Linked DNA regions of Homo sapiens: regions 1 and 3 are each linked to region 2. A link is a loop called in an ENCODE intact Hi-C map of the cell type or tissue named here. Cell type or tissue: PC-9. All regions are shown on one strand. Each heading gives the region's core, and the rest is flanking DNA. Links, peaks and the distances in the headings are about the cores only.

Region 1 (10,724 bases), core at 1,027-9,026, 120 kb before region 2:
AATTAATGATGTGGAGCATTTTTTTCATATGTTTGTTGGCCACAGGTATGACTTCTTTTGAAAAGTGTCTGTTTGTATCCTTTGCCCACTTTTTAATGAGTTTGTTTCTAGCTTGTAAATTTGTTTAAGTTCCTTATAGATGCTGGATATTAGACCTTTGTCAGATATATAGTTTCCAAATATTTTTTCCCCTTCTTTAGGTTGTCTGTTTACTCTGTTGATAGTTTCTTTTCTGTGCAGAAGCTCTTTGGTTTGATTAGGTCTCATTTGTCAATTTTTGTTTTTGTTGCAATTGCTTTTGTTGTCTTCATCATGAAAACCTTGCTGGTTATCCTCCAGGGTTTTTATAGTTTTAGGTTTTACATTTAAGTCTTTAATACATCTTGAATTGATTGTTGCATATGGTGTAAGGAAGAGATCCAGCTCATTCTATGAGGCCAGTATTATTCTGATATCAAGACCTGGCAGAATCACAGCAGAAAAAAGAAAACTTTAGGCCAATATCCTTGATGAACATAGATGCAAAAATCTTTAACAAAATACTAGAAATTGAATCCAGCAGCACATCAAAAAGCTAATCTACCATGATCAAGTAGGCTTTATCTCTGGGATGCAAGTTTGATTTAACATATAGAAATCATTAAATTTGATTCATCACATAAACCGAACTAAAAACAAAAACCACATGATTATCTCAATAGATGCAGAAAATGCTTTCAATAAAATTCAGCATCCATTTACATTAATAACTCTCAACCAACTAGGCATTGAAGGAATATACCTAAAAATAATAAAATAATACCTAAAAATAATAAAAGCCATTTATGACAAACTCACAGCCAACATCATATTGAATGGGCAAAAGGAGAATTCCCCCTGAGAACAGGAACAAGAAAGATTCCCGCTCTCATCACTCATTCAATATAATATGGGAAGTTCTAGTCAGAGCAATAAGTAAGAGAAAGAAATAAAAGTCATCCAAATAGGAAGAGAGGAAGTCAAACTAGCTGTTTGCAGGCTTTATACATCTATACCGAAAAAACTTCAGTCTCTGCCCAAAAGCTCCGAGATCTGATAGATAAACTTAGCTACATTTTAGAATACAAAATCAGTGCACACAAATCAGTAGAATTGGCCAGGTGCAGTGGGTGCCTATAACCCCAGCATACTGGGAGGCCTAGGTGAGCGGATTGCTTGAGCTCACGAGTTCAAGACCAGCCGGGGCGACATGGCAAAACCCCATCTCTACTGAAAATACAAATATTAGCTAGGTGTGGTGGTGCATACTTGTAGTTCCAGCTACTCAGGAGGCTGAGGTGGGAGGAGTCCCTTCTCTTTAATTTTTTGGAATAGTTTCACTACAAATGGTATCAGCTCTTCTTTATATATCTGATAGAATTTGTCTGTGAATCCATCTGGTCCTGGGCTTTTTATGTTTGGTAGGATTTGTATTACTGATGCAATTTCAGAACTCATTATTGGTCTATTAAGAGATTAAATTTCTTCCTGGTTCAATCTTGGAAGCTGTATGTTTCCAGGAATTTAGCAATTTCTTCCAGGGTTTTAAGTTTGGGTGTATAGAGTTTTTCATAGTATTCTCTGAGAGTTTTTTGTATTTCTGTGAGGTCAAGTGGTAATGTCTCCTTTGTTGTTTCTTATTGTCTTTATTTGGATCTTCTCTCTTTTTTCTTTATTAGTGTAGTAAGTGGTCCTTTATTCTTATTTATTTTTCAAAAAGCAACTTCTGGATTTATTTTTTTTTCATCCCAGTTTCCTTCAGATCAGCCCTAATTTTGCTTATTTCTTCTCTTTTGCTAGTGTTGGGGTTGGTTTGCTCTTATTTCTCTAGTTCCTCTAGGTTTGATGTTAGATTTTTAATTTGAAATCTAACTTTTTGATGTGGGCATTTAGCACTATCAAATTCCCTCTTAACACTGCTTTAGCTGTGTCCCAGAGATTCTGATAGGTTGCACTTTTATTCTTATTAGTTTCAAAGAATTTCTTGATTTCTGTGCTCATTTCATTGGTTACCAAAAGGTCATTTAGGAGCATGTTGTTTAATTTCCATGTAACTGTATGGTTTTGAGCAATTCTCTTAATATTGTTTTCTATTTTTATTGTGCAGTGGTACAAGAGTGTGTTTGGTATGATTTCACTGTCTTTGAATTTGCTGAGTATTGGTTTATCACCAATTGTGTGGTTGATTTTAGAGTATGTGCCATGTTCCGATGAGAAGAATGTTTTGGGATGGAGAGTATTCTAGATGGTATTAGCCCCATTTGGTCAAATGTCAAGTTCAGGTCTTGAATATCTTTGTTACTTTCCTGCCTTGATAATCACTCTCATACTATCTGTCAGTGGGGTTTTGGAGTCTTTCACTATTATTGTGTGGTTGTCTAAGACTCTTCTTAGGTATCTAAGAACTTGCTTCATGAATCTGGGTGCTCCTGCATTGGGTGTGTATACATTGGATAGTTAGGTCTTTTTGTTGAATTTGACCCTTTACCATTTTGTAATGCCCTTATTTGTCATTTTTGATCACTGTTTGTTAATGTCTGGTTTATCTGAAATTAGAATAGCGACCCCTGCTTTTTTCTGTTTGCTTGGTAGATATTTCTCCATCCCTTTTCTTTGAGCTTATGGGTGTCACTGCATGTGAGATGGGTCTCTTGTAGACAGCACAGTTGGGTCTTGTTTCTGTATCCAACTTGCCACTCTGTGCTTTTTAATTGGAACATTCAGTCCATTTACATTTAAGGTTTGAGCCTGTCCTTGTGTTGTTAGCTGGTTATCATGCAGACTTGATTGTGTGGTTCCTTTACAGTGTCAATGGTTTATGTACTTAAGTGTGTTTTTGTGGTGGCTGGTAACAATCTTTCCTGTCAAGATTTAGCACTCTCTTAAGAACCTCTTATAAGGCAGGTCCGGTGGTAATAAATTCTCTTAGCATATACTTTTCTGAAAAGTATCTTATTTCTTCTTTGCTTATGAAGCTTAGTTTGGCTAAATATGAAATTATTGGTTGGAATTTCTTTATTAATGCTGACTATTGTCCTCCAGTCTGTTCTGGCTTGTAGGTTTCAGCTGAAAGGTCTGCTGTTATCCTAATGGAGTTCTCTTTGTAGGTGACCTGTCCCTTCTCTCTAACTGCCTTCAATATTTTTCCTTTCATTTCAACATTGAAGAATCTGATAATTATGTCTTGGGGATGGTCTTCTGGTGTAGTTTTTCACAGGGATTCTCTACATTTCCTGGATTTAAATGTTTGCCTCTCTAATAAGGTTGAGGAAATTTTGTGAATGATATCCTCAAATGTTTTGCAAGTTGCTTACTTTGTGCTTCTCTCTTTCAGTGATGCCAATGAGTCATAGATATGATCTCTTTACATAATCTCATATTTCTCAGAGGTTTCATTCTTTCTTCTCTGTTGGTTTTGTTTGTTTGTTTTTTGTCTGAGTTAATTTAGAGAAACCGTCTTTGAACTCTGAGATTCTTTCCTCCTCTTGGTTGATTTTGCTGTTAATACTTGCAATTGTACTATAAAATCGTTGAAGTGGATTTTTGACTTCTATCAGCTCAGTTTGGTTCTTTCTTAAAATGGCCATTTTACCTTCTAGTTTCTGTACCATTTTATTATATTTCTTAGATTCATTGAATTGGGTTTCTTCTTTCTTTTGAATGTCGATAATCTTCATTCCAATCCATATTCTGAACTCTATTTCTGACATTTCAGCCATTTCAGCCCAGGTAAGAACCATTTCTGGGTAAGTAGTATGGTTGTTTAGAGGTAAGAAGGACACTCTGCCTTTTTGAGTTGCCAGAATTTTGCACTGTTTTTTTTTTCTCATCTGTGTGAGCTGATATTCCTTCAGTCCTTGAAGTTGCTGTCCTTTAGATGTTTTTTTGTTTGTTTTGTTTTGTTTTTGTTTTGTTTTTTGGGGGTTTTTTGTTTATTTGCTTTTATATTCTGTGATGCCCTTGCAAATTTGCTTGTGGTATGAGTTCAGTCGACTAGTTTTGATTCTATTCTACTCCTGGGTCTTGGAGGTGTCCCCTCCAGTTATTGTCTCTATGCCCAAATTTCTTTTATTAAGTGTTCTGATCAATGGGGCTCTCTCAGGCAAGGGCCACAGTTGGCAGACAGGCCATATCTTTTCTGGGTCAGTTCTAATCTGCTGTAGTTGTGCTTCCTGGGAGATCACAAGGTTGCACCTGCCCACAGAGTGCAGACGGAAGCAAAACTGCTGGTCTAGAAACTCTAGCAGGTGTGGCCTATCTGGCTATGACAGGTGGGTGTGAGTGGAGTTTCTTACCTTACCATCCAGGTGGTTTCTGGGGCAATAGGAGGCTGTGGTCTTTGGCAAATTTAAGTAAAAGTAAAACCACTGGGCTGGAAGCTCTAGCAGGTGTGGCTTGCCTAGCTAAGAGAGGTAGGGGCAGGTGGAGTCACTTATCCAGCCATCTGGATGTTTCTCCAGACAACAGGTGGCTGTGCTCTCCGGCTGAGTTCACATAGAAGTGGGACTGCCGGGCTGGAAGCTCTAGTAGGCGTTGACTGCCTGGCTACCAGCAGCAGGAGTCAGTGGGGTAGTCTGCCCTACTGTCTGGGTGTTTTCCTGGGCAACAAGAGGTTGTGCCCTCCAGCTAGGTTCACACAGAAGTAGGACTGATGGGCTAAAAGCTCTAGTTGGTGTTGCCTGCCTGGATACCAGCAGTGGGAGTGGGTGGGGTCACTCACCCTGTGGTTACTCACCCTGTGGTCACCTACCCTGCTCTACAGGATTTTCTCAGGACAACAGGAGGCTGTGCCTGCCTTCTGAGCTCAGACAGCAGAAGGATCACTGGGCTGGAAGCTCTAACAGGCATTGCCAGCCTAGCTACCTGCAGTTTGAGGCAAGGGCAGGGTCACTTACCCTGCTGTCTGAATGTCTCCTGGGACAACAGGAGGCTGCACTCACTGGCTGAGTTCAGACAGAAGAGGGATCATCGGACTGGAAGCTCTGGCAGGTATGGCTAGCCTGGTTACCCGTAGTGAGAATGGAGAGGGCCACCTGCCCAGCTACACAGATGTTTCCCAGGACAACAGGAGGCTGTGTCCACTGACAGTTCAGACAGAAGTGGAACCACTGGACCGGAAGCTCTAGCAAGTGTTGCCCACCTGGCTACTAGTGGTAAGGGTGGGTGGGGTCTCCTGCCCTGCAGCCCGGATGTTTCCTGGGACAACAGGAAGCTATGCCTTAAGGCTGAGTACACACAGAAGCAGGAGCACTAGACCAGAAACTAGCAAGCATTGTCCACCTGGCTATCCAAGGCAAGGGTGGGTGGGGTCACCTGCCTTGTCATCTGGGTGCTTCCCGGGATAACAGGAAGCTGCACTTTCCAGCTGAGTTCACAGGGAAGTGAGTCTGCTGGGCTGGAAGTTCTAGCAGGTGTTTCCCATCTGGCTATCTGTGGGGGTCATGGAGTCACCAGCCCTGCTGTCTGGGTACTTCCAAGGACAACAGGAGGTGGTGGCTGCCAGCCAAGTTATGGCAGAAGTGGGACCGCTGGACTAGAACCTAACATGGGACCTTGTCCAGTGAGCTGGGTGGAGCAATCTTACTGCTCTCAGGCACCAAACTGCGACCTCTGTTGGGGCTATTGTGCTGGTGATGGTCTGCTCTGGGGCCAAAGTCTTTTAGAGTTCCCCTTGCACTTTGAGAGTTGCCTCCAGAAAACATCTGCCTCAGTCTAGAAGCATGGTGGGGGGCCGTGGAGTGGGCCAAAGGGATGATCTCATTCCCAGTCTTGCATTTGTCCCTGTAGGCAGTGTGTATCCCCAAGAGGGGTCTTACTCATCCTTTTCCATTTTGGAGAGGTTCTGCTGACTCTACATTAAGCCCAGACAGGGTGGTGTCCTGCTTTGCTCCTTTCTGCTCTCTGCGTTCCTCTGCTGCCTTGATGGATTCTGATGTGGTTGCTCAGATGATCAGCCTGCAGGGTCAGTGTTCACTAGCCCTTTTGTTTCCTCTAGAAGTAGCACTTGTTAGCGGCTTCTAGTCTGCCATTTTGGCCTTTCCCCCAAAAAGGAAATATCAACTACAAATCAGATGACACTGATCAGTTTTATTAATTTTACTTAGTCATGTAGCTAATGTCCTAAGGGATCTAATCTTTATTAGAAATCAAGTCATCAAATGTTGAGAGTCTAAATTGTCTTTATTATTTAATTTATCTGAGAGACCTTGATTTTGTTGGTAACAGGATTTAGGAGCAGTACCAAGACTGATAATTGGTATTCCCAGAGTTCTAGTTTTGTGTAGTTTTTACTATTTTGTTTTGGGTAGCTACTTCAAGAAAAATTCATAAAGTAGAAAAGTTTTTCTTTTCAAAATACAAATGTCTGCATTTTGTATTGGATTCCAAATTTCCTTTTAAACTATGACCTCATGCAAGTTTGTATTCTTCTGATGGGGGGTCAAAGAAATAATGATCTGAAGAGATACAGTGCCTCTGATTTAGTAATTCACATCTTTGCTTTGGAGAAACAGGTGGCCTACGGAAATCATAGATTGATACAGACTCAAAGGAAAAAATTTGTGCAAGTAGGTATAAGAATCTTTTGAGATGGGGAGCTATGTAATAATTCTGAGGCACTGGTATTGGGGATCTAAAATGGGAACATAAAGAATATTCATATATTGGAGATACATTTGGGGAAAAATATTTCAGAAATATATTTTCTTTTTCAGTATTAAAGAGGAACTTTTAACAGTCATATAATCAAGAGACAGAATGTCTGCTTTTCTTCCAGAGATAGTACTTACTGGGTTCGGTATCACTGACAATGACAACTTGGTCAGGGTATGGGGTAAAGGTAATTGAAATAGCAGATGGGTAATTGGACACAATGACTTTTTTTTTTTTTTCCTACAATGATCTTTACAGTACTTTTGTAGCTTAAGATTCTGAGATATGCATTTTTTTCATTTGATGCTATAAGCTACTGAAGATAAATTAATTGTTCAGATTTTCTTTTTTTCTTCATAAATGTATTATTTTCTCTTTACTAAGTAAGACATACTTTTCCAAAGAATTTAAGAATTCCTAGAAATGTTCAACAAAGTGAAAATTTCACTGTAGTTTTGCCACCTGTACAGTCAGGTATACTCCAGCTAGTTTAAAGGAAAAAGGAATTCCTTTGAAAACATTAAGCAGGGTGAACTTACTCAATAAGCGTACTGCTAAGGCCCACAGTGCTTTCAAAATCTGAAAAAAAATAATTTGTAGGTTGAAAGATTTTTATTCCATATTAATATATCTTTATACCAATGCAGTCATAAAATATTATTATATAACATATACGTGTGTGTGTGTGTGTGTATACTATGGAGGAAGGGGCTGGTGAAGGCAAAAGTGCCTAGGATCCACTAAAATCCTAAAGAACAGAGGCTCAGGCTTGGATTGCGGGTGCTCAGGCTTGGATTGCGGGTGCTCAGGAGCTCCAACCCCAGCTAAATACACACGAGCACTGCTCCAAAGAAATCTCACTGTGACTGCTGCTAGCACAGGTATCTCTGCCTACACTGCTGATGCTGGGCCTCAGGGCAGAACCTCTGCCCCCACTGTCTTGACAGCTGGCAAAGGCGTCATTTCTCAGAATGGGTTGCCAGATGGATTCTTTTTCTGAGCTGAAGTCTTGAACAATGGTATCAGAAAAGCCTAGGCCATATATTTGTTCTGTATGTATAAGGAAGACTAAGAAGTGGATTTCTAGCATCCGTCTTGGTGATGTGTGAACTTGTAAGGTGGGATGTTTCCTTGACGTAGGAGAGATGTTCCAAATGTTTTGGACAGCCAAATCCACCAAACAAAAATAACTACTGCCAACACATTGACGTATTTGCATTTAGACTTTCTGGTATGCTAGGTTTTGTTTTCATTTAATGCTTTAAAAAAAAAGCTATAGCTGTAGAAACATGAACACTTACTGTGAGATAGGTATAGCTAACATTGTTTGAATTATCTATTTTGATCGTTAATTAAAAATAACAGCATTTGGTGATAGCCAGTATTGTCATTTTCCCATTTTATAGATGAAAAAAGCAGACTTAAAAAAGGTAACTTCTTCACGGAGATAAAGTTAAAGAATAGTAAGATGGAATTTTACACGGAGTTTTACCTGCTACACAAACCATAGTCATAAATGAGATATACAACTTTTAAATACAGCTTTTTACATTTAACATTTTGGTATAAGCCATTTTAAACTCTTCATTAACGTCTTTTTAATAGTGACCTAACATTCCATCAAATTAGTTAATGCAATTTATTCAAAGATTCCTCTATTGTTGAATATTTAGGATGTTTCTATTTCTTTCCTACTTTGGTCATATTGTGGTAACTTGTGTATATAACTTTTTTATACATTTAGGATTATTTCTCTAGAATGGAAACCCAAAATTAGAATTACTAGATCAAAGAATATGAAAACATATTTTGAGAAGCCAATGTCACACTTATTTAATGATGAAGAAACAAGCTCATTAATTTATTCAACATTCGACATATTTATTGCATGCCTCCCACATGCTGGCTGTGGTACTTGTAATATCATGATAAATATTTGACAGTCGTTTGTCTAAACAGCATTATTGTATAGTGGGTATTAAAATAGGATGTGCCTGAAATGAGCATCTTGTGCTAACCACATATGGTGAGAATGCCTCCTAGATTTTCTGGGACAGGGTAGGAACACTTTTAGAGTTCTTAGAAAATACTCTTGGGAATGTAGGAAAGTAGCATTCAAAGCAATCTCAAAATAGCATCAAGTATGAACTTTTTCTTCTTTGCCAATTTGTTAGATGAAATACTGTTGATCATTGTTTATAATGGTTATTTCCTTGAGTATTAATGAAGTTGAACATTTTTCATATGTTTATTCATGAATTGTTTCTTCATTGTGAAGCATCTTTTAAATATTTCTCATTTGATATTTAGTATTTGTACAAAATAGATTTTGGTATATTGCCTTTGTTGCAAATAATTTTATATCTGCTCCTATTTTTTTTTAAACTAGGGAAGTTTTTATGTAGCCCAATCTGCTATGCGTTTTCTTTATAATTTCTTCTAGCACTTATAAGCTTCAAAAGTAGAATTGACCCCTCCAAAAAAGTGTGAAAATTATCAATTCCATTTTTCTTTACTTTTTATTTTGTATTTTATTTGTATTTACTTCCATAATACATCTGGAATTTATATCCCTGTCTAATGGAACATAATTTATTTTATTCTAAAAGGATAGGCAACTGTCTCAACAATCATTAAATACTTCATTTCTTTTTTATAAATTTGTGGTGCTCACTTTATTATACATTGGGTTTAGGTTCGCTATCTATATGCAACCTTGGAGTCCTATGCCCATTTATATCAATTTCAATTGTAATAAAAATAATTGTTAATTTTTCCCCACCAGACATCTGAAGGAATTATATTGTCCCTTTAATAATTAGTGCAGTGCTTGGCATATGACAGGCATTATATATTTGTTGAATGAGCAAATGCATAAAATTGAATGTTTCTGGGATACCCATGTTTTCCCACTAATCTGTAAATCACTTTCTCAGCCATTTCTTCACTGTGTTACATGTTATGTCACAAAATATATTTTATCATTAGAGCAAAACATTTTATTAATATTCAGAATATTCTTTATGATCTAGAATACTTTCTTCAAATGAACTTTGGAAAATTTTAAGAGCTTCTAAAATTACTTTCATTAGAATTTTCATTGGAATTATACTAAAAATATAAATTAATTTGGAAGGAATTGATATTTATGCTGTAAATATTTCCCCACTTACACGTGTTACAGTTCTTTACTTCTCTTTATAGCTTCTTATAATTTTCCTTACAGAGTTATTCATAATTTCTTTATTGATTTTGTTGTTACTGCTGTAGTAATTTGGATTATTATAGCTGCTATTGGGAGCTGCATTCTTTTGGAAATTTTGTTTTCTATTTTTTGCTATTATATAGAAAAGCTATTGCTGCAAATTTACCTTGCATCCTTGAACTTTGAGTTATTTTATTAATTCTAATAGAATTTTTTTTTTTTTACAGTTTTTCTGTTGACCTGAAGGCTATGTTGAGAATGCCATTGTCAGCTTAATTCTACTTTGCCTTTACAATTAGGGATGGAAACTGAGCAACAACTATAAGATTTTTAAAACCTTTGGGAAATTAGATTTAATTTTAACATTTATCTTAAAAATAGTTTAATCTAGATTCTAGTAGCTATATGTGAATAATTTCCAAGACACATATTTTAATGCTGGACCTATTAGGGAACAAATGTATGGGTTCTCAGAACCCATGAAAACCTGTTGTCTTAGTTCATTTATATTGCTATAAAAGAACACCTGAGGCTGGATTATTTATAAAGAAAAGAGGTTTATTTGGCTTATGGTTCTGTAGGCTTTGCAAAAAGCATGGAATGAACACCTGCATCTGATGAGGGCTTCAGGCTACTTCTATTCATGGTGGAAGGGGAAGGGGAGCCAGTGTGTGCAGAAATTACAGGGCAAGAGAGGAAGCAAGAGAGAGCAAGAGGGGAGGTTCCAGGTTCTTTTTAAGAATCAGCTCTTGTGGAAACTAACAAAGTGAGGACTCACTTACTCTCCCCGGAGAGGGGCATTAATCTTTTCATGAGGAATCCACCCCCATGACTAAGGCACCTCCCATTA
Region 2 (8,000 bases), core at 1-8,000:
AATCAATTTTTAACTCAATGTGTAATCCCTCACCCCTTCCTGCAGGATGAGGGCTGGGGCTAAAAGCTCCAAACTTGTAACCATGCCTTGGTCTTCCTGGTGACCAGCCGCCATCCAGCATCCCACCAAGAGTCACCTCATTAGAATAAAAGACCCTCTGATCACCCAAAAAGTTCCAAGGAATTAGAAGCTCTATGTCAGGAACTGAGGCCAAAGACCAAATAAAAGGACAAAAGATGCACCTAACACTTCTATCACTCAGGAAATTACAAAGGTTTTAGGGTTCTGTGCCAGGAACTAAGAGCAGAAACCAAATATGTTATTTGTACTACTTCACAACTGAAACCTTACTAACTCAAGAGCAACCTTTTATCCTCCCAGCTCCTCATCACTCCTGCAGGTCCTGGTCTTTGCTCTCCTGCTAACCAGGATCCCCAACCCTTGAGTTCTGGATGGAAAGCTATCCAAGCTTTCCTCACATTTCCTTCTCATATCATTTCAAACATTTATATAAGATTTAGATTTCTCCCTTACTTGACCCCTGTCTCTGAGAAAAGTAGGCCACACATCTCTGTACATTCTCATTCTTACACAGTTGAATTACCCTTTCTTATTTTCAAATCAACACTCACTGCTCTCCTCTCTCCCTTTTATCTAGAATGCCTTTCTCCCCTGGCAAAAGTTTTACCCCATCTTTAAAGGTATTCTGCCAATATCACCTCCTTTGTACATTTTCTAGATTAACTAATATAATCTTTCTCTTTTGAACTTGTATTGTAATTTGTACCTTCTGTCCAGCACTTTATCATTTTATACATTGTAAACCAATTGTGTCATCCTATTTTTTGCCCTTATCAATATGAAAGATTTGGGGAGGATAAAACTACATAGTTCTAATTTTTTGTAGCCCCAGTAGTATCTATTGGAGTATGTGGCATTTTAAAAATAGGTAATCTTATTGAATTCTGTTCATTTCTCTTGAGGTTAAGAAAAGACTCAGTAGTTGAAGAAGTGATCAAAGCTATCCTTATGTTAAAAAAAAAAAAGGCTTCTCTCCATGAAATATATTGGCCTATCTGAGGATCAAAGCTTTGACTTCGTTCATCTCATGCTCTGATAAGCTGAATTGCTTCACAAAGTTTGCATGATTAACACTGCCTGCCTTAAGTGCTTTAGTCTTGCCAGAAACTGGTAAATTTTGAATATCCTTTGTGTTGTTATATAAAGATTCTCTGTGCAAAAGTAATTGCTTTCCTCAGCTAAGAAGGTCATGACTTTTCATAGTAGATAAGAATATGTGCTTAATAAATAAGCTGACCAAGTCTATTTTAGTTTCTATGAAACATGCCTGTGCCTACTTTTTTCTTCATTGTTGATTGTGGGTTTAGTGAGTGCCAGTTATGATGTAGAAATTGTATAAAAGCATAGCATTGGCATGGGTTTGATTTGTCAGAAGTCAAAATACTGAAATATCTGAATAAATAAATTAATGACCTGTAACATCACTTCTATCCTTAAATACATATTCTGGTGGGGGGAAAAAAAAGAGCAAATCTGCATCTCATTCAACTTCCTGATTTCTCTCTGTTGTCCGGATGTGTTAGATTAAATACGACCACAGATTCTTTGCAGCTCCTCCTATAAAGAGGTGGAGTCTATTTTCCCACTCTTTGAAACTGATCTGTCCTTGTGACTTGCTTTGATAGAATGCAACAGAAGTGATATAATGTGGCTTCTGAACTTCTATTTTAAGACGCTTTGCAGTTTTTACTTTTGCCTTCTTGGAATACTTCCAGAATCATATAAAAAGTCCAGGTGAAAGTTTGCACAGAGAGAGAGCTTCGCAGTTTTCAGGGCCATGCCAGTCATCCTACTGAGGCCCTAGGCATGTGAATGAAGCCATCTTAGAGTCCCAAGCCCCACTCGAGCCACGAGCCACAAGCTATCTGAACCCCATGAGTGAGCCCAGATGAGACAAACATAATTGCCTAGTCAACTCACAGAACTGTGAGAAGTGATAAATCACCATCAAGCCATTAAGTCCTCGCTTTGTTATACAGAAATAGATAACTAGCCGTATGTTAGTTAGGTATATTTAGCTTGTCTCCCTAATCTCTGGAATATGCGAAGGCAGAATTTTCCATTCACCTTTCCCCATTATGGCAAAGCACATAATAACATCTAAAATAAGCTCAAAATAAAGGTCATTCCAATGAAAGATTGGACCTTGCTAAGTTTCAGTTTTCTAACTAGTGAAGTAAAGCTATTGGATTAAATACAATTTAGGATTCTCTTTGTTCTACCTCCCATAACACCAGCTCATTTTGTTAGATGAATTCTCTGGAAGAATTGGAACTAATGATTCTATTTTATTTTTTGTCTTCCATCTGAATTGTTCTGGCCGGTTTATTCCTTAAATGCCCAAGATAGATAAAAGGTACCGAATGGAAATAGACAAGAACTCCAGGTCTGTGGGGGACACAAGAATCTTCCACTCTGCTTTTCCTGTGAAAATTCTGTTCTTCCTACATATAAATGAGCCGTACTCATCCAAACCTGTGTTTGAATTGCACATAGTTATGGGATAAAGATCTGCTGGCACATTCAGGAAGATGATCTGTGCTTCTACTGAATTTTTAGGTGTAAGAGTCAGCATACACATTTGCTGAGCCCATGTCCCAAGGCTCTGAGAAGGTTCGTGGCACAAGATACCCAATATGCTAGATAAAAGGCAGATTGTGACTTTGCTATTTAGATTTGTCTGCTTAGGTGGTTTCGGCTATTGCATTTGAGATCTTTGCAGCTGACTGGTTGTATGCATTTGACTTGAATTTTTATGTGCTTGCTAGATGTTTTAGGTTTTGCTCTGTGACCTTGAACGGCATTATGTCAATTAAATCACACAGTGGGGAAATGACTTAGACCACCAAGAGTTATTGAACAAAATTTCATTTAGCATTGGGAAAAAATTGTTGAAGATAAAAACTCATAGAATTTTGGAATCAAAAACATTTTAGAAACCATTTAGTGAGGAGAGTGGGACTCACAGAACAGGGTGATCTGCCCAAAGTCACTAAGCTAGGTAATGGCATTCTGTGCAACTTTAAAATAAACAAACTCTATACTATTTGCAAATGCTATTAGAAATTAGAGAAAGATCTTGGGTGCTGTGATATTATGGGCAGTGCACCAAAAAGCCAAATATTCCTTTGTACAATATTTATCTTCAAGGACATGGACATAAGTGGCTAAGCAAAGGCAGCAATCAGATAATCCTAGATGCAGTTGTATATGCATCTGTATGTATATATGTATATGCACGTATATATACAGAGAGAGAAAGAAAAAGTAGTTTGCCAGGGCAGAGATTTAGTCTGATTGCCACCTATGGAAGGCATGGAGAGTCTGAGAAGAGAAGTTATTGCTTATGCTGACCTTTTAAAAACTTCTGAAAGCTTCAGTCCCACAAAACATGGTCCAATCAATGTCCTGGAATCTGACCAGTTGGATCATTCTCTCTTAGGGGAATGGAATTTTTTCCTCTTTTCTTGACTTAGCATTTAGAAAATCTAAGGGGAAGAGCCTAGCGCTCCCCCTAGAGGCTAATATTTATGCTTGCAACTTAGAAAGCATTGCAATATAAGGTTCTGTTTTCAAAGTCTTGAAACTTTCCTGAGGAATATATTATCACGCTCTCTATTCATTACCTGTAGACGTTTTAATAAGATGAAAGTAGACTATTCACAGCTGCGCCTCATTAATAAAAGGTTGAAGACATCGTTTTTTATAATGGACTTTTAAAAAGTACGCATTTAGTGGCTTTTTACCTTTTAATGCTTTTTACCTTTTACCTTTTATCCTCGGTGGTAGCACATTGGGCTTCTATGTTCCAAAATACAGATAATCTCTAAAGTCAAGTGACAGGAGTTTAGTTATATGGGTAGTGAGCTGAAAAAACACCACCCTATATTTCTAAGTGACTATATTTGTAACTGAATAGGCCACTTGTCATCAGCTAAAGTTTCCATGGATAACGTAGCATGTGACTTTTATAGGATATTGCCTCCTACACAACAGGCTGTATTCAGTAATAAGTACAGGCAATTCGGATGCTGTTATAATATTTACCATGAATTTCTCAAGGCAAATCCTGATAATATTCAGTTTATAAGAATGAGTGTTTACACTTTCATAGGTGTTTAATTAACAAAATGTAATTAGAGAGGTGGAAGGGTTTCTGTTTTTCTCATTTCTTACTTTGTTCTCTGTTAGTGGTGTGCCATAAACCCCCAAAAGGGAGCTGAAGTATGATCCTATTATATTAAAGTAGCAAGTGAATTTGTTAAACTCCTGGTAAGACATGTACACATATGGGTTGGGAATATTTTTGGTGTAGAAAAGTAATATATATATATGATATATATTAATTTATAATTACAAATATCATTTTCACATCATACAGAATATGATAGGTACTACAGATATAATTGTACTTTTAATCTATGTGTGTGTGTTTCAGTCTTGAGGACCTGGAAGCAAATGAGGAGAGAAGAAGGAAAGTTGATGTATTATTTTTGTAGCCTTTGTTTTCACTTTCTTTTGTTGTCTTAATACTGCCAATTGTGGAAGAAAGCCATTTGGGAAGTATTTGTGGTGCTTTCTTCAACTTGATTAGGCTTTGCTGCCAGGGCCTTCGTTGTACTATACAGGAATTCCTGTGATTTTCAGGAACACAAAGCGGTCTTTAGAAACACATTCGCTGGGCAGACAGGAGGGAAAAACACACTATTTGGCCAACCAGAGGAAGAAAGCTCATGTCTGGAAAATTTTACTGAACACCCCATCAGGAAATTCATTACTTATATTCTAAACAGCAGCTTCCGAGATCTGTTTTTATATTTATAGAATATCTGGCAGCAAGCAAATGTAAAAGAGAGCTATATTACATTTAGTATTTTGCTTTTGCTTTTTCAGTTCCACTTTTAAAACTATATAGGAAATAATGAGCTCACAAGTATTGTTTTGGCATTCTTCAATGTGCTCACATTTAACAGATCATGACCATTTATTATACTACAAGAATAACAATACATTTTAACCCCAACTCTTAATACTATTAGAAATTATTGAAATTGAAGAGCCTTGATGTGAAAATTAAGCTGGGGCTTTGTACAAAAGATCTGACTTTAATAGCCATGTTCATCTTGGCCAACTTATTTATTTTCTACGTTTCTTGACTGGATATGTAGAGCATTTAGGAGAAGAATTTTATTCAGTGTCCAAAAGGAAGTAGTTTCTATGGAAAAGGTGCTATAAATGGATTTGATAACTGAGTCCAAGTCCCAGGTTTTTCTCTTATCAAGTGATTAACAAAATGTTACCCTTTCTGAAATGGGGACAAAAATGCTTTCTCTAACAGCCCCTATAGGGTGATTGAATCAATCAGGGTCCATCAGGGAACAGAAACCACGCCAGTTATTTGAACATAGATATTAAATGTAAGTAACTGTTAACTAGATATAAGATTGTTGTTAATAAAATCAATGAAAGGGTAAAAGAGAACTACAAATAATCACAGAAGTGGCAACTGTAGGATGCAGCTTCCAGCTCTAGAGGTAGGGAATAGAGAGAAGACTTTGGAGTTATTAAAACTTAGATCTTGGAGGAAAGGACTAGTAGAGCTGAAATTTATCCCACTAATGGTGAACTTGGACAAGACCCATAGACCTGAAATTCATTCTGCAGAGGGAACATGGGTCAGGCTAGCTCTAGTATCTCTGAAAGCCATGCAATAGTACTGCAAATGTTGGAAGTATTGCAAACTGGTTTCAGCTGCTATTACAGGAAGGAGCAGCTGCTCCTTGGGCAAACAAAACAGCTAGGGTGATGCTGTTAGGAATAGCAGGCAGTCAGCTAGCCCATAGGAAAACAATATTTCTTCTTTCTTCACCAGGCTTTTCAGTTTCCATCTGGGCTCCCTGTTAGAAGAGCCTAACATAGAGCCATCAGAGTCAGGATAAACATGGTTTTGAGAGTCTCAGCCATAGCATCACAATGAAGTTTACAGAATGGACAAATAGATTTGGAGCTGAGAGATAATTTCTTGCACAGCTTTATGTAAAATGCTTTCCAATGTAGACAAAAGTAAAGTATAATTTTGCAGTGTAAAGGTAGAATTTTATTTTCATTAACATTTTTGCTCTTTTAAATCTTGGAAAATAACAGTGGCTTAGACATTCTTAAATGACTTCTGTGTTGTAAAATATCTTACCAATAGCAGGGTACTTGAAATTTACACCACACGAGGCCTTTTGGTTGAGGCTCAATGGTTTATGAATAATATACTTATTCTGCTATAGTAAAGTAAGGATTAGAACATTAATGCAGAATGAGGTAAACCTAGGGGAAGGGGAAATGTGGTGAGAATTTGAATTACATTAGTATTGGTGGTGTGTAAGGAAAACTGATGTAGGTCTTAGTTTTTTGTTTTACCAAAGAAAATAATTGGAAGAATGATCACCAAGAAGAGAGAGGTTGAATATTATGCATTATACACTCTGACTTATCTTTAAATTATCATATAGAAGTGACAACTGCAACATGGACAGCAATTATTGAAGAGAAAATGGTACAACAATGATTCGATTTCTATTTTTTTGCTCAAATAAAGCAAGGACATACAATATGTTCTTGAAGTACCATTACAAATTACATCTCTGAACACTCAGAGAAAGGCTAATAGTGCAGACTGTTCTTAATAGTGGAAAGCAACATACAATTCAAGTTCTTCAGCCTCATATCTCATGGTAATTTTCTTTCTTATGTCTTATTGCATTCTAAGCGCCGAAGAGGTAGCTTTGATTGTGGTGATAATAGTCTGTGTCCTAAAGCAAGACTATTTTTAAGGCAATAGAGTACCTTTTTAGAAAACTCTTTATCTCTGTCATACATTAAAGAGAATAAACAGATATTCAGTGGTTTGATAGTGGCAGTAATGATGGATTTTTTTTTTTTTACAACTTATCTGACAGTATTGGTTTCAGAAAGATCTGGAATTACTTGAGCATAAAATTCTTGCTTTGTCTATTTTAAAAACTATAGCTGACAAATAAGCTCATGTGTGATTCTTTGATTCTTGGGGAGGGAAAGAATCTAAAGATGTGCCTTTTATGAGAACAGCTCTTGATATTACATTCAGATAGTGATTAACATTCTTCCTTTTCACAAAATTTCTGTTTCAAAGAGAAGAGTATTTTGTGGATATATAGGAAATCTTCATAAAATATTTTATTTTCATAAATTATTGATGTCAAAAAAGGCCTGTATTTTATATTAAACTGAAACATTCTTCACCTTTGCAAGAAAATGGAAAAGCTGATCAATGAGATTCTACTTACATCTAAATCATTCTCCAGTTTCAAACTATTTGCTAAGAGAGTGGTTGGACTTTGATTCTCTTAGAGGACCACTTAGTGCTAAGCTACTATAATAAAGTAGATCTTTCTTCCTAAGCATCTAACTTACAAAGAGAGAGTACTACATGCAATACAGACAAAAATGAAGCATCCCTTTTACATTATCTTTCTTTCCACTCATTTGGAAAGTAATTCATAATATTTCTTTTATCTCTCGTATATCAGTTGTCCTTATTCTCTGGGGGGAAATAAAAAGAAGTATGCTGACAATGACCTATCTTCTGTGGTGTTAAAGTTTATACAGTATCTAAGTTAAGACAGATTGCTGATAATTGACTCAAGTTAATTTATTTTAGCTTAGATTGTAAATAAATGACCATTGCCATGATGATCTTGGCTACTAAACAGACTATGTAGCAGTATCTAATAAACAGGCAAATGTGATAGAAATTTGGAAGAGAAATAAGAAATCTCTCTTTCCAAAGGAGTGTAAAAATACTGGAAAACTAACATCTGCTCCAACACTCTTCCTCATTGGTGCTGGCAAGGCTGAGCTGTAAATACCAGCTTCCCATAACATCATCC
Region 3 (10,724 bases), core at 1,293-9,292, 260 kb before region 2:
CAATTAAAAACTTGAACAAAATCTGAAAACTTGAATTTTTCTTTTGACTCTGCTGCTAAATAGTTGTAAAATTCTATGGGCATTCTTAACTTTTTTTTATTTTTAATACTCATATCTTTATTTTTTTAACTCTTATTTCAGTTTAATGCATACATGTGCAAGTAGGTTCTGCAGATAAATTGCATGTCATGCGGGTTTGTTGTACATACTATTTCATCATCCAGTTAATAAGCATAGTACCTGATAGGTAGTTTATCGATCCTCACTCTCCTCCCCCACTCCATCCTCAAGTGGGCACGAGTGTCTATTATTTCCTTCTTTGTGTGTGTGTGTACTCAAAGTATAGGTCCCATTTATAAGTGAGAGCATGCAGTATTTGGTTTTCTGTTCCTGCATTAATTCACTTAGGATAATGGCTTCCAGCTCCATCTATGTTGCTGCAAAAGACATAATCTCGCTCTTTTCTACAGCTGTGTAATATTCCATGGTGTATATGTACCACATTTTCTTTATCCAGTCCACAGTTGATGGGCATTTAGGTTGATTCCATGTATTTGTGCTTGTGATTAGTGTGGTAATGAACATATGTGTGCATGTGTTTTTATGGTAGAGCTACTTACGTTTCTTTAGGTATATACCCATTGTTGGAATTGTTGGGCCGAATGGTAGTTCTGTTTTAATTTCTTTAAGAAATCTCCACGATGCTTTCCACATCCCCAGCAGCAATGTATGAGAGTTATCTTTTCTCTGCAGCTAGCATCTGTTATTTTTTGACTCGTAAAACCCAGTTTCTTCATCTTTAAAAAACGAGGTTAGGTTAAATTAGTCCTACTACTCTTACTTGGTTTTAAATTTTAGGACTATGATTCTGTGTTAAATCATGTGAGCTCAAACATTTCAGAAAGTATCCTTACTTTGTGGCAAAATAAACGTATCTCTCTTCCTTTCCTTTCTTATCCACTCCTGAGATATAATCTCTAATCTCATATTCATTTCTCCTTTTGGGGGGTATTCCTGTGGTAATAACACTTAACATGAGATCTGCCCTCTTAACACATTTCTAAGCGGATAATACAGTATTAACTGTGGGCACAATGTTATACAGAAGATCTCTAGAACTTAATAACCTTGCATAACTGAAACCTTACTCCTATTGGATAGCAATTCCCTATTTCCCTTTCCCTCTTATCCCCTGGCAACAACCATTCTACTCTCTGGTTCTGTGTGTTTGAACCTTTTATATAACTCCCTGACTCTTTTATATAACTCCTTTAAGTAGTATTATCCAGCATTTATTCTTCTGTGACTGGCTTATTTCACATAGCATAATGTCTTCAAGGTTTATCCATGTTGTTGCCTATGGCAGGATTGCCTTTTATTTTAAAGGCTGAATCATATTCCATTGTATGTATATACCATATTTTCTTTGTCCCTTCATCTGTCAGTAGACATGTAGGTTGTTTCCACATCTTGGCTATTGTGAATCATGCTCAGTGAGCATGGGAGTGGAAATATGTCTTTGAGATCCTGATTTCAATTCCTTTGGATAAATATCCAGTATCAGGATTACTGGATTATATAGTATTTCTATTTTTAATTTTTTTTTTTAGGAATCTCCATACTGTTTTCTACAGCAGCTGCACTGTTTTACATTCTCAGGATGGCACAAATAATCAGTTTCTTCACATCTATGCCAATACTTCTTATTTCGTCTTTTTCGATAAAAACCATCTTAAGAGGTGTAAGGTGACATCTCAATGTGGTGTTGATTTGCGTTTACCTGGTGATGAGTGATGTTGGGCAGCATTTCATATATCTGTTGGCCTTTCATATGTGGTCTTTGGAGAAATGTATATTCAAGTCATTTGCATATTTTTATTTGGCTGTTATTTATTTATTTATTTATTTATTTATTTTGCCATTGAGTTGAAGGATCTATTTTAGATAGTAATCCCTTATTAGATATAGTATTTGCAAAAAATTTTCTCCATTCCACAGATTGTCTTTTCATTTTGTTGATTGTTTACTCTGCAGAAGCTTTTTAGTTTGGTATAGTCCCATTTGCCTAGTTTTGCATTCATTGCCTATGCTTTGGTGTCATATGCAAGAAATCATTGTCAAGACCAATGTTATGAAGATTTTCCTCTATTTTTTATGAGTATTACATAGTTTGGGCTTATTTTTAAGTGTTTAATCCATTTTGAGATTTTTGTGTGTATGTGTATAGTGGAAGAAAAGGGTCCAGTTTTATTTTTTGCATGTGGGTATCTAGTTTCCCCAGTGCTGTTTGTTGAAGAGACAATTTGCCTTCCCTTTGGCATATCCTTGACACCTTTATCAAAAATCAGTTGATCATACATGCGTGAGCTTATTTCAGGAGTTCTCCATTCTGTTCCATTGGTCCATATGTCTTTCATTATGCCAGCAGCATACTGTTTTAATTAGAATAGCTTTGTATTATATTTTGAAACCAGGAAGCGTGATTTCTCCTGCTTTGTTCTTCTTACAGTTGTTTTGGCTATTCAAGGTCTTTTGTAGTTCCATATAAGTTTTAGGGATTTTTTTTTTCTATTTCAGTAGACAGTACCATTGATATTTTGATAGGTATTGCATTGAATCTGTAAATCAGTTTGAGTAATATGGACATTTTGACAATATTAAGTCTTTCAATATTCATTTCTTAATGTTCCCCATTGGATATATTACTATAGCACATGAAGTATATAAAATCTAACTTTCTTTAATTCCCTTTAAAAAGGATGATTTGAATTACCATTCCATCATTGTAATGACATTTAGCCATAATGCTTCTTAAGTATGATATTTTTATTGATAAATTATAATAATTTGGACTAGCTCATTTCAACAAAAGGAGACAAAACCTGAAGAGTGACAAGTGACTTGAGAATCTCCAACTTTTATGCTGTTATCTCTATTGCATTGCCTGGAAATTGTGTTAATTCAATCCAGCTTGGCAAGGTGAGAGATGCTAAGCGTATCCTCTAAACAGGGTTTTCTATAGGATTTATATTGTAACTATTTTTTAGCAGATGACTTAATCAGGGATATTCTCCCTTTTCATCTGTGCTGTTTTCTCTGAACTCCAGGAGTCATGTGCTTGGGAAGCAGACAGACAGTGCCTAGGATAATGCCAGCTCGTTGTTTATTGCTCACGGGCTAACCTTTATGAAATTAATGGCAGCGCCTTCTCTCTTTATGTTACCCAAACTCATGTCCCTTCCACTCTAGGTGTGAAGATTGTGCTAGAGGTGTCTCTCCAGCCGTGAGCTTTTGCCTCTGGTGCTGTCCTGGTCTTGCTGAAGGGAGGGGAGATTATATTCTGAGCAGCAAGCAATGGTTGCTGCCCTTGAGCATTTTGCCTCCAGCTGTCATCCCTGTGACCTAAGGGAAGGTGGGTGCAGATCAGCTATGCATGTGTGTGAGTTGGAGCGAATGTATGTCAGCTATGTTCATCTTTCCACAGCCAGGGAATGGATGAGATCTGCCTTTTTTGTGTGTCAATTTGTCAATAGAAATAGTGCGGCTGTAGGCACAGAGTATTCTGGTAGGCTAGAAACTCCTGATATTCCAGGAAAGCCACTGAATAGAATAAATGATAATGGGTTAGGAGTGTGAGGGTTCTCAGTTTATGCATGTTTGAGCAAATAGAGGGTTTATTTTTTAAATTTTTATTCTATTTTTTTAGATCTTAGAGGTAAAAGTATAGTTTTCTTACAAGGATAGATTGTGTAGCTGTGAAGTTCGGGCTTTTAGTGTGCCCATCACCCAAATACTGCACAATGTACCCAATAGGTAGTATTTAATTCCTCATACCCTTCCTACCCTCCCCACCTTTAGGAGTCTCCAGTGTCTATTATTCCACTCTGGCTGCTCATATATACCTGCTCTTTAGCTCCCACTTACAAGTAAGAACGTGTGGTTTTTGGCTCTCTGTTTCTGAGTCATTTCACTTAGGATAATGGCTCCCAGTTTTATCCATGTTGCTGTAAAAGACAAGATTTCATTCTTTTTTATGGCTGAGTAGTATCCCATGGTGTATATATAGCATATTTTAAATTCAGTCATCCATCAATGGACACTTAGGTTGATTCCATGACTGCTATTATGAATAATGCTGCACGTGAAAAGATGCTCAACATCTTCAGCTTTCAAGGAAATATAAATTAAAACTAAAATAAGACAAAAATGTATGGTCACCAGAATGGCTAAAATTTAGAAGTGTTGGGGTACAAAAATAATTCCCCAAAATATGGCTCTTTAACATGCTAAGCACCTTAAAAATTGAGAGGTCTCAGAACATGCTAAGCGCCTTAAAAATTGAGAGGTCTCAGAAATAAGCTTCAGAACTACTGGCTTTCTCCGACCTTGTCTTGCCTCCCTCTCTCTGATCCTCTTTACAGAAGCACTGGGAGATATCTCTCTGAAGTTTCTTTATCTAAGAAAGCTTATTTCCAAAAGAAATGTGTTATGTTTTAAGACTCCCTCTCTAGGAATCTCATCAAATAACTGGGAAAGATAAACTACCAAAGAAGAGAAGAAACTGGGAGTCATCACCACACTGAGATAGACATTTCATCCATTCCGAGGGCAGCACCAAGAGATTTCATTGGGTGAGGGTTGGGGGGCTTTATCTGCATAAAAATGTCAATCTTTGTTTTTATGTAGTTCTGCCCCTCACCTTGTCCATCTAGCTTCCAAATAGAATCATTTATAAAATAATATCTAACACCTGAGTCCATACATCTCTCCCATATAAAGAGATTATTTAAGCCTCAAACATATGGCCCCTCTTTAAGTCTCATATTTTGTATATGACTTCTGTGTTTAGGCACATTATGAATTTGTATGCCTTTTTTTCTCCTATTAATATGGCTTTTGTCAGTTTATTTTCTGTGAACCTTCAGTGGGCAGAGAGGAAGCATTCTCTCAACCCCTACGAAAAAGTTAAACTGTCAAGTTGTAAACTAAAAATAAAATCTTAAGTCCCCCACTGACTGAAGACACACTTTCTTGGCCAAGGGGACCTCAGAAAAACCTTAAAAACTGAATTCCCAGCCATGATGGGAAGGGAGGTCAGACGTACCTTGTTATACCCTTTCCCTTTTGGAGTTTAGGCACAACTGACTCGCATTAATAAAAAATTAATAAAAATAGAGATCATGAGACTAACTAGGTGGACTCTTCGTGACAGTAAGATACTGAATCACAAATAGGACCTAAGGCCATGCCAGACAAGGGCTAACTCACACATCCCTACAGGTCACTCTGACCTAGTTTATTGGTTAACAGACTTCCTTATCTTAACTTAAAACATTCCTTTCTGCTGACTCCAAATTTGTAGACAAAGCTTTACTCCTTTAACCAGTTGCAAATTAAGGAATCTCTTAATCCACCTATAACCTGTAGATATCTATCTTTTTGGATCAAATCAACATATAACTTCCATGTATTGATTTATTACTTTGCCTGTAACTCCTTCCTTTCTAAAATGTATAAAACCTCCTCCCTTTCTAAAATGTATAAAACCAAAGTGCAGTCTAACTTCTGCAGATGCACTTTCTCAGGAACTCTTCAGATTGTGTTCCTCGGTACATAGTCAGTCATACTGACTCAGAACTAACCTTTTAAAATAAAAATAAATAAACAAATAAAAAATGAATAGTGCTGCGATAAACTTACAAGTTCAGGTTTCTTTCTGATATAATGATTTCTTTTCCTTTGAGTGGATACTCAGTAGTGAAATTTCTGAATCAAAGGGTAGTTCTATTTTTAGTTCTTTAGAAATCTCCATACTGTCTTCCATAGAGGTTGTACTAATTTAGATTTCCACCAATAGTCTATAAGCATTCCTTTTTCTCTGCATCCTCACCAACATCTGTTGTTTTTTGACTTTTTAGTAATAGTCATTCTGACTAGGGTAAGATGGTATCTCATTGTGGTTTTAATTTTCATTACTCTTAAGATTACTCATATTGAGCATTTTTCCCATATGTTTATAGGTTACTTGTATGTTTTCTTTTGAAAAAATGTCTGTTCATGTCCTTTGTCTACTTTTTAATGTGGTTGTTTCTTTTTTGTTGAGCTGTTTGAGTTCCTTTGGTTCTGGATATTAGCCCTCTGTCAGAAGTATTGTTTTCAAATATTTTCACTAATCCTGTAGGTTGCCTGTTTACTCTGTTGATTATTTATTTTGTTATGCAGAAGCTATTCAGTTTAATTAAGTCCTACTTCTATATTTTTGTTTTTTGTTGCATTTCCTTTTGAGGACTTAGTCATAAATTCTTTGCCTAGGTCAATGTCCAGAGGAGTTTTTCCTAGGTTTTCTTCCAGGAGTTTTATAGTTTCAAGTCTTACATTTAGGTTTTTAATCTATCTTTAGTTATTTTTATATACTGAGAGATAGGAGCTCACTTTCATTCTTCTGTATATGATTATCAAATTTTCCCAGCATCATTTATTGAACAGTGTGTTCTTTCCCTAGAGTATATTTTTGACAACTTGCTTGTAGGTATGTAGCTTTATTTTGGGTTTGTTTGTTTGTTTGTTTTGAGACAGAGTCTTGCTCTGTCACCCATGTTGGCTGGAGTGCAGTGGCCTTCGCCTACTGCAAACTCCACCTCCCAGCCTCAAGTGATTCTCCTGCCTCAGCCTCCTGTGGGTTCTTTGTTCTGTTCCATTGATCTGTGCATCTATTTTTATACCAGCACTATGCTGTTTCAGTTACTATTAAGAACTTATCTTGATATTTATTTGCTACCCGTTCCTATAACCATCACCACTGTGTTTAAGTATAGGTTTGTATTAACTAAGAATCTTAGTATAACATGGTGGGATGCAGTGGAAGTTTGGCTCTTAATACAACAAACCCTTTCTATTTGTGAATTTGGCCTTGGAGGACTTACCATTTGCAAATAACCTTGAAGATCATGATATCTGATTTTTTACAATTTAAGGTATGTGAGTAATATGCACCATGAGGCTGATGTGTAGGACTAAGTTATTAAATGACAAGTGAAGCTAGCCAAGCACCCAGCATCTAAATATTAATCTTTTTTACATTCTCCATTTGTTATTGTATAGCTTTTTGTTAAATGATTTAAACATTTCTCTTTGTAATGTGATGGAAGGATATATTCACAGAACATGAGATTCTGGACAGAAATTATGTCTATGAAAAGTCAAGGGTCTTTACAAAGATATATGTGTTGTGAATTTTAGATTTCCCAAGGATCTGTAGCCATAGCTACACACTGAGAGTCTACTGCAGTATAATCAGTGTATGTATGATGGTAACTCATGAAATTCTATTGATTTCCAGATATAGATGACCTTGGCAGGAGCATGTAACAGTCTTTTAGTTTTGTAATCTCCAAACTATTTTATTGTATATCCTGTGAAAAATAAAGAGCATGCATTTGTTATCTTCATATTAATATATACCTTATAAAATGTACTACTCACAAATCTATATGTATCAGTTTCGCTTATGTTCAGCTGCATATTGCAGAAATAGTATTTAAAACAAATAGTAGTGTATTAAACTAGATGGAATTGTATCTCTTTTCCATGTGAAATCTGTAGATTGACAGTTAAAGACTGGTAGGTCTCTGATCATCAGGGAGAAAAGCTCTCTCTTTATTGAATGTCTGTTCTCAACATGGGTCTGCTCCCTCGTGGTACAAAGCAGCAGCCGGATCTCTAGCCATTACATTCACATTCTAATTAGCAGGAAGAAAGAAAGGAGAAAAAAGGCCATGCTTCCCTTTGAGGAAGTTTTCTATATGGCACTTACATTATTTCTGATTGCATATAGGGGCCAAAACTTAGCTAGAAATAGGTCCAGGAAATAATAACTTTTCGTTCTAAGTGACAACATATTGAGCTAACAGTCAGGGTTCTGTTACTAAGTGAGAAGAGTGCTACAGACTGAATGCTTCTTTTCCACCAATTTCATAGGGTGTTAAATCCTAACACCCATGGTGATATTTGGACATGGGGCCTTTAGGAGATGATTAGGTCATGAGGGTGGAGCCTTCACAAATGAGATTAGTGCCCTCATAAAAAAGGCCCCAGGGAGTTTTCTTTCCCTTTCCTCCATGTGAGGCTATATTGGTCGGTGCAAAAATAATTGCAGTTTTGCCATTACTTTTAAAAATGGCAAAAACTGCAATTCTTTTTACACTAACCTAATCTCAGGATTTCTGTAAACCAGGAATTGGGCCCTTACCAAACGCCAAATATGTTGGTACCTTGAACTTGGACTTCTTGGCCTTCATAACAGTGAGAAATACATTTCTGTTGTTTTTAAACTACTTAGTCTATGGCATGTTTGTTTTAATAGCCAAGAAGGACTAAGACATAAAGAATGGATATTGCAGTAGGCAAATAGCAGTCTCTACACACTATGTGTTAAATAATTGCGAGGCCTAATTACTTTCTTAGTTATTCTATAAAAACTAAATATAAGCAAGAGTCTTAATATTTTCTTTCTGCATACAAATGAATCATCTCATTTACCAAAGTATGGATCACTCACTTCAGAGGCAGAAGCAGCAGGGAGAGTGAGCTTCCTTTGCCAACTCCTTGGCTATTCCTAGAGAGCTGCAACCAGCAAACACTCCTCTCCTTCCTCTATTTTTTTCTCCTGAAGGTTGTTAATTGGGTGGAAGAGGGGTGATCACCATACCTGCATGTGCAAATAGGGTATGCAAACCTATTGAGGTCCAAAAAAATAATGCATGTAAACCTGTGTATGCTATACAGTGAGCTACAGAAACCTGTCCTTAAAGAGGGAACTTCCAGGCCAGATGCAGTGGCTCACGCCTATAATCCCAGCACTTTGGGAGGCTGAGGCTGGTGGATCACCTGAGGTCAGGAGTTCGAGACCAGCCTGACCAATATGGTGAAACCCCATCTCTACTAAAATTACAAAAATTAGCCAGGCATGGTGGCGTGCACCTGTAATCCCAGCTGCTTGGGAGGCTGAGGCAGGAGAATCGCTTGAACCTCAGAGGCAGAGCTTGCAGTGAGCCGAGATCACACCACCACACTCCAGCCTGGGTGACACAGCCAGACTCCAGCCTGGGTGACACAGCCAGACTCCATCTCAAAAAAAAAAAAAAAAAAAAAAAAGAAAAAAGAAAAAACAGAACTTCCAGAAGGAAAATTAAGTGTTTGAAAAGCCAATTTATTTTTTGCACACAAATAATTTTTTTTTTTACAAACGAAAAAATAAAAGATATATGTATTTTAATGTTAGGCCAGATAAAAGTGTTTAATTCATAGTTATGAGTATGTTATATACTTACCATTACTTACTTTTCCTTGAAGCTAACAAAACAAAACAAACAAACATGAAATATTACAGATGCTTATAAATACCAGCATATATTCTGGTATGGTTCGTGTCTGTGTCCTTGCCCAGATCTCACATCGAATTGTAACACCCAGTGTTGGAGGCGGAACCTGGCTGGAGGTGATTGGATTATGGGTGTAGATTTCTCATGAATGGTTTAGCACCATCCCTTGGTGCTGTTCTCCTGAGAGTAAGTCAGTTCTTGCAAGACATGATTGTTTAAAAGTGTTTAGCACCTCTCCTCTTTCTCTCTTGCTCCTCCTCCTGCCATGTAAGACGTGCCATGCCTGCTTCCCCTTTGCCTTTTGCCATGATTGAAAGTTTCCTGAGGCCTCCCTGGAAGCCAGGTGGATACCAGCATCATTCTTTCTGTATATCCTGCAGAACTGTGAGCAAACTAAATCTCTTTTCTTTATAAATTACTCAGTCTCAGGTATGTTTTTGTAGCAGTGCAAGAATGGACTAATACATATTTTGTGGTGGTCCAAGAAAGCTTTTGAACTAAGGTTTCAGCATCAAAATCCTAGTAGATTTAAAAATTGGTGAACCTGAATCTTATTTTTTTAAAAAATGATGCTTCCATTGGCATGCAACTTTTCAGTTTGTAATGTGTGGGTGTGTGTGTACACATACATATATATATTTCTCAGTTAATTTTCAAAAATATTCTCAGGGTAATAAGTTTAAGATCAATATAGAATCAAATAATTTCAAAGTTGGTGATCACGTGTTCTAAACTTTTGAGGTCCATAAAAATAATGCAGTTTTTCTAATACCACACAACTAATTAGGAGTATAGCTATAAACATAGATATAGGGAACACTCTGTCTAAATTTTTTTAATTTACAAATATGAAAAGCATATGCTGTTAAAATAAATGTCATTTTATTCTGAGTCTTATTTATTTATCCTCTTAATTTTTATTAAATATACAATCTTAACAGTGTTGGTTATATTAAAATTACACCATCTAATGCAGTAGTCACTACCCTCAGATGGCTATTTGAGGTTAAATTAATATATTATTCTGTTCTCACACTGCTAATAAAGACATAGCCAAGACTGAGTAATTTATAAAGGAAAGAGGTTTAATGGATTCACAGTTCTACATGGCTGGGAGGCCTCACAATCATTGTGGAAGGCAAAGGATAAGCAAAGGCACGTCTTACATGGTGGCAGGCAAGAGGGCTTGTGCAGAACTCCCATTAATAAAACCATTAGATCTCGTGAGACTTATTTACTACCATGAGAACAGTATGGAGGAAACTGCCCCCCTGATTCAATTATCTCCACCTGGCCCCACCCTTGACACATGGGGACTGTTGCAATTCAAGGTGAGATTTGGGT

What was found. Peaks named below come from ENCODE experiments on the same cell type or tissue, not always from the same donor. Only the 100,000 strongest peaks of a DNase experiment are listed, where the experiment ranks them.
Region 1: a loop joins it to region 2, with 7 times the contacts of the local background. A loop is called at or near these places in 3 of 110 quality-filtered maps.
Region 3: it touches region 2 in a loop (25-fold over the local background); 2 of 110 quality-filtered maps call a loop at or near these places.

Annotation. Positions count from the first base shown.
Region 1 is chr4:142,468,509-142,479,232 of GRCh38, reverse strand. All of the region lies in intron 2 of INPP4B (inositol polyphosphate-4-phosphatase type II B), which reads left to right. Among named protein-coding and RNA genes, the nearest start is that of INPP4B, 370 kb to the left of the region's middle. In PC-9, for the core only: a CTCF peak has its summit at 5,658; DNase peaks (open chromatin) are centred at 3,382, 4,642, 5,352 and 5,972; H3K4me3 peaks cover 5,392 bases; H3K27ac peaks cover 7,600 bases.
Region 2 is chr4:142,348,909-142,356,908 of GRCh38, reverse strand. All of the region lies in intron 7 of INPP4B (inositol polyphosphate-4-phosphatase type II B), which reads left to right. Among named protein-coding and RNA genes, the nearest start is that of INPP4B, 490 kb to the left of the region's middle. In PC-9, for the core only: a CTCF peak has its summit at 3,624 (motif pointing left); a DNase peak (open chromatin) is centred at 3,548; H3K27ac peaks cover 3,129 bases.
Region 3 is chr4:142,610,067-142,620,790 of GRCh38, reverse strand. All of the region lies in intron 2 of INPP4B (inositol polyphosphate-4-phosphatase type II B), which reads left to right. All of the region lies in intron 2 of LOC101927613 (a long non-coding RNA gene), which reads right to left. Among named protein-coding and RNA genes, the nearest start is that of INPP4B, 230 kb to the left of the region's middle. In PC-9, for the core only: no CTCF peak of the experiment used is centred there; DNase peaks (open chromatin) are centred at 5,300 and 5,920; H3K4me3 peaks cover 926 bases; H3K27ac peaks cover 3,636 bases.